Linked DNA regions of Homo sapiens: region 1 is linked to region 2. The links are chromatin loops, found by intact Hi-C in ENCODE. Cell type or tissue: MCF 10A. All regions are shown on one strand. Links, peaks and the distances in the headings refer to the core of each region. The heading gives the core; the rest is flanking DNA.

The links. Peaks named below come from ENCODE experiments on the same cell type or tissue, not always from the same donor. Only the 100,000 strongest peaks of a DNase experiment are listed, where the experiment ranks them.
Region 1: a loop joins it to region 2, with 4 times the contacts of the local background. A loop is called at or near these places in 4 of 110 quality-filtered maps.

The regions. Positions count from the first base shown.
Region 1 is chr5:180,603,658-180,609,025 of GRCh38, forward strand. FLT4 (fms related receptor tyrosine kinase 4) reads right to left here. Exons shown (of 30, transcript NM_182925.5): 29 at 5,311-5,368. Among named protein-coding and RNA genes, the nearest start is that of SCGB3A1, 15 kb to the left of the region's middle. In MCF 10A, for the core only: a CTCF peak has its summit at 2,494 (motif pointing left); a DNase peak (open chromatin) is centred at 2,474.
Region 2 is chr5:180,464,799-180,470,166 of GRCh38, forward strand. LOC124901153 (a long non-coding RNA gene) reads right to left here and starts at 498. Exons shown (of 2, transcript XR_007059087.1): 1 at 177-498. It overlaps LOC102725231 (a long non-coding RNA gene), which reads left to right and starts at 2,435. Exons shown (of 4, transcript XR_941323.2): 1 at 2,435-2,566; 2 at 2,804-2,873; 3 at 3,313-3,471. RefSeq lists an enhancer at 2,265-3,464. In MCF 10A, for the core only: no CTCF peak of the experiment used is centred there; a DNase peak (open chromatin) is centred at 2,443.

The DNA.
Region 1 (5,368 bases), core at 254-5,253, 140 kb after region 2:
TTGCTGGGAGACCGAGGCGGGCGGATCACGAGGTCAGGAGATCGAGACCATCCTGGCTAACACGGTGAAACCCCGTCTCTACTAAAAATACAAAACATTAGCCGGGCGTGGTGGCGGGCGCCTGTAGTCCCAGCTACTCGGGAGGCTGAGGCAGGAGAATGGCGTGAACCCGGGAGGCGGAGCTTGCAGTGAGCTGAGATCGCACCACTGCACTCCAGCCTGGGCGACAGAGTGAGACTCCATCTTAAAAAAAAAAAAAATTGCTTGAGCCCAGGAGGTGGAGGTTTCAGTGAGCCAAGATCGTGCCGCTGCACTCCAGCCTGGGTGACAAAGTGAGACCCTGTCTCAAAAACAAACTAACAAAAAACAAGGAGGGACTGGAGCCCTGTCAGGGTCTGATGGGAACCACCAAGGACACAGTGGAGCATGGCATGCGTTCAGACTTCAGAAAACACACACAGACTCGACTCAAACAGCAAAGCGGATCGATCTGATCCAGCACTCACTGGAGCTCTGTCCCTACCTAGCCTGGACCCGAGACTGTGAAGAATGTCCAACTTCATCCCCCAACCCAGTTCTCACTCTGTCTTGCCCATCTCAGTGAACGGCACCACCGTCCCCTCAGCCGCTCAAGCCAAGCACCCTGGGGTTCTCCTTGCTTCCTCCTTCCCCTCACTCTTCAAAGCCAATCCATCCAGAAGTCCTGTCCATTCTAACTCCAGGACACATCCGTGCATCTCCATTCCTGGCCCTCCTGCGGAGCCAGCTGTGTCCTTGCCGGCTCTGTGACATCCTCCCGCGGACTGCTGTGTGCTTCCACCCTGGCCTCCTGGTGGTCCACCCTTCAGAGAGGTCCTTCAAGTTACACTATGTCATTCTCCTCCTGACACGCCCTCCAACGGCTTCCCGTCACTCCACGAAGCAAATCCAGGCCTCTCGCCTTGACCTAGGGGGTGGTTTCTGCCCCTGCCCTCCTCTCTGCCTGCCCTATCATGCACCATCCTCAAGCGCTCACTTTCTTTGCATTTTTTGAAGATGTTGACTTCTTGTTTGGTGCTTTGCATGGTGCTACTGAAAACTCTTGACTGTAAGTTTAAAATATTAGTTCTTTTACTGTTTGCATTTTCTTCCTCTGGGACTCCCAATTTTATATATATTGTCTCTTTTCTATTCCTGTCACTTTCTGATCCTTTTGCCTCTTTTCAGTTTTGTTTTCCTCTTTTCACGTCCATCCTCTGTGTCTGGCACTATCAGTCTGCTCATACATATTGTCCCTGTGGTGCCCTGGTTTTAGAAAAGATTTATCGGGTTTTTTTCCCCCAAAATGGGGGCTTGCTGTGTTGCCCAGCCTGGAGTGCAGTGGCACGATCATGGCTCACTGCATCCTCGACCTTCTGGGCTCAAGCAACTCTCCCACCTCAGCCTGCTGAGCGGCTGCTACCACAGGCATGGGCCACCACACCCAGCTAATTTTTAAAATTACTATTTGTAGAGACAGCGTCTCATTCTGTTGCCCAGGTTGGTCTTGAACTCCGGGCCTCAAGTGATCCTCCTGCCTCAGCCTCCCAGTGTGCTGTGATTACAGGTGAGAGCTACTGCCTGGCCGAATCTATCTTTTATTTCGATTTCTTTCCTGAATTTAGTCTGCTGTCAGTTGTATCATCACATTGTCCGTCCATTTCTATCCTGAAATTTTGAATTTCAGATTCAACAAAACAAGCCACTGCTTGTTTCCTTATATGTTTAATTCATGTTGGAGCATTTTGCTCGTTTTCCTGTTTCTTTTGAACAATTGTCTACCGGGAAGTTTTAACTCTAATACTGTCTTATTCCTATAACTTTGTATGGAGGGTGCTTTTTTGGGGGTTCAGGATTATTCATGTTAGGATTTCCTACACCAGAAATAGCCACTTCTCCTGTGGATGGGACTAGGGATTTTGGTGGCATCCTACATTTCTTCACTTAAAAGTGCCACCTCAAACCCATATCTTTGGCATCTCAAGTTCCTTTGAGCACATTCTTCCTTCTGAAGGCTCATACACGTCCCGTATCATCCTGCCACCAGGGGCCAGCTAGTCTCTTACCCAGAAGAGCTAGGCCCTCCACTGGCTGCACGCAGCCATGCTGAGTGACCACAAGCCCAGTTTCCTGATCTCCTTCCACCCACAGATGCAGGTGAAAAGCCACATCTATAGGTACGGGCTCTGGCATCCTAAGTGGGTACTGAAGGGGCTGGATGATGTAACCCAGGAGTGAGGAGGTGAACCCCCATGGGGCGAGTGCCGACCAGTGGTTAACAGGAGACAGCGAAGGACTAGGCAGATAGATTCCTCCTTCTTCTCCCCACACCCCACCAAGGCACATTCTCTCCTTGCACCTGTTTGCACAGCATTCTGTATGCCAAGCGGATGCACCCGCCAGAGACCTGTGGCACCTTTTCTTGGCTCATTGTCGACAGAGGACAAAGAACAGTGCCCTCTGCTGCCGATACAGGGTGGTGCAGTTTCTCAAATGAACAAATCCATCATGTGTCTTCTTCTGACTTCTGGATACTATCTTGCTTCCTTAGGACCCATGTCTTCTGGAACTTTCTTCTTCCTCTACCACCAAGCATCCAAGGGGCTGCACTCCCTTCTGGCTCGCCGCCCTTTCAGAAGCAAGATGGCTGCCCAGTGCCTCGGGCTTGGCAAGGGAGCTCTCCTCGCAGCCCCATCTCCTCCGTCACCCCTGGGTCTGTGTTGCCACATCCCCAAGGACCTCGTCACACTCTCCTCTCACGGGACGGCCCTATCTGACTCTCCCACCATGGTGCAGGCTCAGCCGTGCGGGTCCTGGCGTTGAGTCCCCAACTCACGTTTCCACGGAGTCTGTCTCCTAGCTGAGCCACAGGCCTGGGCTGAGCGGCCTTCTTTGATCTCAAGGAGCTGTGCTGTTTCTCGAAGGTGTGTAGAGGTTTGAATTTACGTGGCGATCATTCTCTGTGACACCTTTTACTTAATTACCTTGTTTTTTGAATGTCGAAATGCTGTTTGGTGACGAAAAATTAGCCCAAAGCTATTTCCGTAAATGTGACCACCATTGATTTTCCAAAACCAGGTACTAACAGGAGTCACCTGATGAGCTGGGCGTGGTGGCTCATACCTGTAATCCCAGCACCCTGGGAGGCTGAGGGCAGATCACTTGAGGCCAGGAGTTCAAGACCAGCCTGGCCAACGTGGCGAAACCCCGTCTCTACTAAAAAAAAAAAAAAAAAAAAAACAAACAAACAAACTTAGCTGGGCGTGGTGGCACACGCCTATAATCCCAGCTACTCAAGAGGCTGAGGCAGGATAATCACGTGAACCCGGGAGGTGGAGGTTGCGGTGAGCCGAGATCGCACCACTGCACTCTAGCCTGGGTGACGGAGTGAGACTCTGTCTCAAAAAATAAAAATAAAAATAAAAATAAAATGAATCTTTTAAGCAGACACTGAAGTCTTTGTTTAAATCTATACCCTTAAAAGTTTCAACATTCAAAATGGCCAAAACTGTTTTTCCCCTGGCTGTCATGTTGGGCAAATGGAGTTCACTTTCTATCTGGGATATGTGGGTATTTCTCTGTTGCCAAAATACATCCCAGCCTGTGGGCGAAGGATCACCCAGGTGCTGAGGCAAGAGACTGAAGGCACAAACTGTTTCAGTATAATAAAGAAAACAGTGGCCGGGCGCGGTGGCTCAGGCCTGTAATCCCAGCACTTTGGGAGGCCGAGGGCGGGCGGATCACGAGGTCAGGAGATCGAGACCATCCTGGCTAACATGGCGAAACCCGGTCTCTACTAAAAAAAATACAAAACAATTAGCCGGGCGTGGTGGCGGGTGCCTGTAGTCCCAGCTACTCGGAAGGCTGAGGCAGGAGAATGGCGTGAACCCAGGAGGCGGAGGTTGCAGCGAGCAGAGATCGCACCACTGCACTCTAGCCTGGGAGACAGAGCGAGACTGTCTCAAAAAAAAAAAAATACATACATACATATATATATATAAAATAAAGAAAATAGAATAAGAATAGTCATAATACAAATTAGATAGAGAGATGATCATGGACATTATCAGTCATTAGTATAAACATGATTAATTAGCTTTTAATACTACTCTTTGATGTATTACTCATATTACCAAGGAATAACTGGTGGGCACAGGGTCAGGTGCTGAAGGGACATTGTGAGAAGTGACCTAGAAGGCAAGAGGTGAGCCCTCTGTCACGCTGGCATAAGGGCCGCTTGAGGGCTCTTTGGTCAAGCAGTAACGCCAGTGTCTGGGAAGGCACCTGTTACTCAGCAGACCATGAAAGGGCGTCTCCCTTTCCTTGGAGGAGTCAGGGAACACTCTGCTCCACCAGCTTCTTGTGGGAGGCTGGATATTATCCAGGCCTGCCCGCAGTCATCCGGAGGCCTAACCCCTCCCTGTGGTGCTTCAGTGGTCACACTCCTTGTCCACTTTCATGCTCCTCTTGTCCTCCTGGTTCCTCTTTGAAGTTTGTAGTAGATAGCAGTAGAAGAAATAGCGAAAGTCTTAAAGTCTTTGATCTTTCTTATAAGTGCAGAGAAGAAAATGCTGACGTATGCTGCCTTCTCTCTCTCTGCTTCAGCTACCTAAGAGGGAAGGGCCCCGTCCCATGATCATGTGACTTGCTTCACCTTATCAATCACTTGAACGACTCACCCTCCTGACCCTGCCCCCTTGTCTTGCATGCAATAAATATCAGCGTGCTCAGCCATTCGGGGCCACTACCGGTCTCCACGTCTTGATGGTAGGGGTCCCCCAGGCCCAGCTGTTTTCTCTTTATCTCTGTCTTGTGTCTTTCTTTCTTACGATCTCTTATCTCCACACACGGGGAGAACACCCGCTAAGCCCCACAGGGCCGGACCCTACACCAGCCAGTTCAGATTACAGTATCTACCCGGCTTCTGGAGCCACTGGGTGAAGTTCCGGGGTTCTGGGGCTGGGGTGGCCTCCCCAACCTGGAGGAGAGTGTGTGTGCCCTGGGCATGGTGGGTTACGTGTGGTGTCAGAAAGACACAGCATCTGAGCTCTGTCAGATGACAGGGAGGTGTCGGGACCAGCGCCCACGTGGCCAGCATGTGACAGGGAGGGGCTCCCGCGGTGCTGTAGGTCAGGAGGGGTCTCAGGCAGCTCACCTTGAACGCGCGAAAAGGCCATAGGGAGCCACGAAAGGTTCCGGGAAGAGGGCTGGGCACACCCAGACCCCAGCCTCCCTCCTCCAGGGGAGGGCAACATCGATACCTGCAGTGCAGGAGGCTCACGAAGCCCTTACCTGAAGCCGCTTTCTTGTCTATGCCTGCTCTCTATCTGCTCAAACTCCTCCGAGGCCA
Region 2 (5,368 bases), core at 252-5,251:
CCATCTCAGCAGCAGGAATTTTGACAGGGAAAGGAATGCTATGGGTCAGCCTTCAGGCCTTGGCCCCAGGCCTGTTGCAGGGCACAGAAGGGGCCATCTGGCTGGAACCCCATCTACTGAGAGAGGGACAGGAACGAGCCCTAAGGGAGCCACCATAAGAGGGAGTGGATACTCACCAAAGATGCCTATATCTGCTGCGTCTCCTGCAGGTGCCCCTAGCGAGAGGTGAAGCCAGCTGGACTTCCTGGGTCCAGTGGGGACTTGGAGAACTTTTCTGTCTTACGAGAGGATTGTAAAATGCACCAATCAGCACTCTGTAGCTAGGATTGTAAAATGCACCAATCAATGCTCTGTGGCTAGCCAGAGGTTTGTAAATGTGCCAATCAGTGCTCTGTAAAAATGCACCAATCCGTGCTTTGTGGCTAGCTGGAGGTTTGTAAAATGGACCAATCAGCAGTCTGTAAAATGGACCAATCAGTGCTCTGTAAAATGGACCAATCAGCAGGATGTGGGCAAGGACAAATAAAGGAATAAAAAAAGCTGGCCACCCACCCCACCCCTGGCCAGTAGTAGCAACTCCCTAGGGTCCTGTTCCACGGTGTGGAAGTTTCGTTGATTCCCTCTTCACAGTAAATCTTGCTGTTGCTCACTCTTTGGGTCTGTACCACCTTTGAGAGCTGTTAACACTCACCGTGAAGGGCTGCGGCTTCATTCTTGAAGTCAACGAGACCAGGAACCCACCGGAAGGAAGAAACTCCGGACACACCACCTTTAAGAGCTGTAACACTCACTGTGAAGGTCCGCAGCTTCATTCTTAAAGTCAGCGAGACTACAAACCCACCGGAAGGGACAAACTCCAGACACACTAGGTGCACCCCACCTCCCTGCTACTGACAGGATGCTCGCCCTGGCACTGGTGCTCCTGGCCACTGAGGGTGACGTGTGGTCCTCTCCGCCTTATGTAGCCTGCTGGCCGGCATCTGCCTCAGCCCCAGCATGATGGCCTCGGCCCTTTGTAGGAACCAGACTGATTCCTGCCAGGAAACCCCTTTCACCTTCCCCACCCAGAAATGACAGGGACAGACACCAGGGGAGTGAAGATACGTCTGCCACATAACACCCTGGAGAACCATGTGTCAGCCTCTGTAACCTCAGTTTCCTCATCTGCAAAATGACCTGCCTGGGCTCGGGGGAGGCTAAAAGGCCCTGTCCAAACGTGAGCTGGCCCACAGTCCTTCAGGCAGTTGTGGCACATGGCTGAGTTAAGAGAAGGTGCCTTGGATTGGGCTGTGTCCCCAGTTCAGTAGCTCCAGGCTGGACTTGTCCATGCTAACCAGATGGCCACCTGGTAACTTTCAGCGAAGTTCACCCCTCCAGGAAAGCCACCAGCACAGGGGACTCTGGGGCCTGTGGCTTGGGGCTCCGGCGTTGGGGGAGACCTGGCCAAAAGTGGCTCAGCCTAGGAGCTGCAGGTCTGGCAGGCACAGCACCTTCCCCCACAGCTACTGGCACCCTCTCACCAGATAACACCCGTTGAGAGCCCTGTGGCTGCGGACAGGCCTGCTCAAAGATGCCATTATGCAGAGTCCTCTCTGCCTTGCCTCTTTTTCCGGGCAGGGTGGCGGTGCAGCATTTTCCATGGCTGCCCAATACTCGGCTCAAGCTTCTGCATTCTGAGCTTCAGGCCTAACGCGCTTCCAAGGTTCCCAAACCTGTCCCTCAGCCACGCGCGGGCGCGGTGTGGTTGCTCCCAGGTATGCCTGCCTGACCCTGTCCAGAAAACGAGTGGTCTAGCACTCAGCCAGGCTTCCATTCTGTGTACGGGGAGCAGAGGAGGGGCTCACGGCAGCCCCCAAACACTGGGCACTTGGTCAGAAACAAAGGGGAGACCCTACACCCCACAAAGCATGAATCTGTAAAAGAAGTTTGAGGCCAGGCGCCGTGGCACACATCTGTAATCTCAACACTTTGGGAGGCCAAGGCGGGTGAATCCTTTGAGGCCAGGAGTCCAAGACCAGCCTGGCCAATATGGCGAAACCCCGTCTCTACTAAAAATATGAAATTAGCTGGGTGTAGTGGAGTGCATCTGTATTCCCAGCTACTCGGGAGGCTGAGGTGGGAGGATGGTTTGAGCCTGTGAGGCAGAGGTTGCAGTGAGCTGAGATTGTGCCACTGCACTCCAGCCTGGGTGACAAGAGCAAGATTCTGTCTCAAAAATAAAATTTTAAAAGTTCTGCAATTCTGCATAAAGATAAATGCTATTTGTTCCTGGGGGCTGGGGTCACCAGGGAGGCTTCCTGGAGGAGGAGGCAGGGCTGAGGAATGGATGGCAGCAGAGAGTATTTGTGGGTGAGGCTATGGTGCTGCTGGAGAGGCAGGGTGTGGCAGCTTGGGCTGGGGCCAGCAGTGAGCTTGGAATTCCCCAGGGCTTTCCAGAAGCCAGAAGGCCGGGGCGGAGTGGGTTGTCCAAGAGCTTGTCTTGTCCTCTTGCCCTGGCCACAGCCGGGAAGCCCTGGGCAGGCGCCCGTGGATAGCTGGCACGCTCAGCCTTTGGTGGAGAACTGAGGTGAGCTGGAAGGACTAATGGGAGGGAGGAGAGGTGTACTGGGGCCCCGGGGCAAGGCCCTGCTTTGCACTCAAGATAAGAATCCAGGGCTCTAAGGGGAGGTGGTGAGGGAGGGAGCCGCCCGTCCCGCCGTATTCAAGGAGAAAGACACATCTGGGGTCAAATTAGAGAGCTGGTGGGGACTGTTTTCTGGTGCTGAGTCAGCTCCAGGAGGTCCCCTCTTCCCCACTGGTCCAGAAAGTCTGAAGCAGGAAGGTGGAAAAACATTTCGTGCTCAGGGAGGAAACGTCTTCACCCCGGTTTACAGGTGAGGAAATGGGCTCAGAGCGTGGCTAAAGTCCCCCAAGGGCCAGGCAGGCAGGGCAGGTCGGGGTGCCCAGGGTTGCTGCCGCTGATTCTGGCCTGGGTGGAGGAGGGGCTGACGGCCTGTGCTGGGACAGGGACAATTGTGATTATTAGCCTGGAGGAAGGGGGGCTTGAAAGTCAGGAAGGCCACGGGAGTCGGGACAGAGAAGCTGCCGTGGCTTAAAAGTGTCCCCTAGAGTTCCTGCACTGGCAGCCTAGTCCCCAGTGCAATAGCACGGAGAGGTGGGACCTTTAAGAGGTGATGAGGTCACAAGGGCTGGGCCCTCCTGAGCCCATCAATGCTATCATCATGGGAGTGGGTTTGTTATCAAAGCGAGTTCGGTCCCTTCTTGGTCTGTCTCTGGAGCACACACACCCCGTCCTTCCACTTACTGCCACAGGATGACACGTCAGCAGGGCCCTCACCAGATGCTGGCCCCTTGATCTCAGACTTCCCGGCCTCCTGCGCTGCCAGCCTAATACACTTCTCTTCGTTGTAAATTACTCAGTCTGTGATATTCTGTGATAGCAACAGAAAACAGACGAAGACGCAGGCCAAGGTGAGCTCAGATGGGAATGGGGCCTGGTGTGAGTCAGGATGTGGACTGGCCCAGGGCACAGAGGTCAGGAGCAGGACATTGGGGCCAGAGCTCAGGGTTACCTGGACTCTGTCAGAGGCCTCTGGTTGGATCCAGCCTCACCACCCTGGTGTTTGAGGCCCTCTGCACTTCCATCCAGCTCCGGGCAGCCAGGTTGGTCTCTTTCATCTCCTGTGCACACACTTCAGTCTCATCTCTCACCCTTGACCCTGCCCAAAATAGTCTGTACTTACGAAGAGTCTGCCCCTCTTTCCAGCTTTATCTCAGGAAGGACCTTCAGGAAGCTTTTCCCAACCACTTCAGCCCCAGGGTCCTGAGATTTCTCTGGATTCCGGAACGCGCTGGCCGGTCACTCAACACCAGAGTGAATACACGTGTCTGTCTGGTCCCGCCGTCCTCACTGCAGGAAGCTGATAGTTGTGGGGAGAGATGGACAATAACCAGGGCGATGAGCAGATGCATTGCTGCAGCGTGGGTCCCTGGTGGGGGAATGGTGCTGAGAACGGGAATGACGCGCAAGGCCTCCCTGAGGTGGGGAGGTAGGGAAGGAGCCCACTACGGAGATCTGGGGGCACACGGGAAGTCCTGGGGCTGAAAAGAGCCGGCCTGGCTGGAGGCAGAAGGCCACGGGGGAGGCTGGTGCTGGTGCCACGGGGAGACACCCAGGCAGAGCTGGAGAGGTTGTGGCAGCAACACCGTCCTGGTGACAAGCCACCAGAGATGCCCACACGGAAGCATGTGGGAATGATTTGCATTTTGGGACAGTCCCTCTGACTGCGGTGGCTGGAGTAGATTGTAGAGGTCAGTGCTGGATCCTGGGACAGCCCTTTGTGTCGTCTGATTCAAGGTGATGTTCTTGGACCAGGGTGGTGGCAGTGGGAATGAAGAGAAGTGGATGGATTTGGGGTGCAGAATCAGTGAGGCTTGGGGATAAGGGGGACTGCTCAGGCTTCTGGCAGAAGCGAGCAGGTGTGGTGTGCAGTTCCCTGGGTTGGGGGGCGGGGGTTCCCAGCAGCAACCTGGGCTGCGGGAAGGTCGTGAGTGCTCCCGGGGACTGCAAGCCAGTGAAGGACTGCGTGGAGGCATCAGGTGGACAAGTTGTCACAAAGGCCAGGCAACTCTGAGGAAGGCCCTGGGCAGACAACACAAACCATGGAGTCAGAGGAGCTGAGCCCAAATCCACTCCGTCCATATCACGGCCATCTGGGCACTGTCAGTGCCACCCCACTTCCCAGAGAGATGTCATCTGCACTCAGGACTCCAGCCATCACAGGTGTGCCCCCAGCTCCCACTCCTGCACCTCCTGCAAGACCCTGCCCTCCCCTAGCTTCAGGCACATGCCCAGCTCCTCCCCAACACTGCACCTGGTAACCTCAGGCTCCCTCCAACTCTGGAGACTCCAGTGGAACTCAGATACCCCCCTCCCCACCGCCCCTGGCTTTCTCCTGCTCCTCCTCCTTCTCCATCCTCTACCATGGGTGATGTCATTGCTGCCCACTCATAACAGCGAGCATCTTAGTTGGTACTCTAGACCAGGGCTTTGCACACTCTAGACCAGGGCTTTGCACACACTAGACCAGGGCTTTGCACACTGTAGACCAGGGCTTTTGCACACTTCAAGGCATGCGTAAATCACCTGGAGGTCTTATTAAAATGCAGGTTCTCATTCAGCAAGCCTGGTAGGCCTAAGATTCTGGATTTCTTTCTCCTTTCTTCTCTATTTTTTTCCTTCTTTCCTTCCTTCCTTCCTTCCTTGCTTCCTTCCTCCCTCCCTCCCTTCTTCCTTTTTCCTTCTTCCTCCCTCCCTTTCTTTCTTTCTTTTCCTCTTTCTTTTCTATTTCTTTCTTTCTTTCTCCTC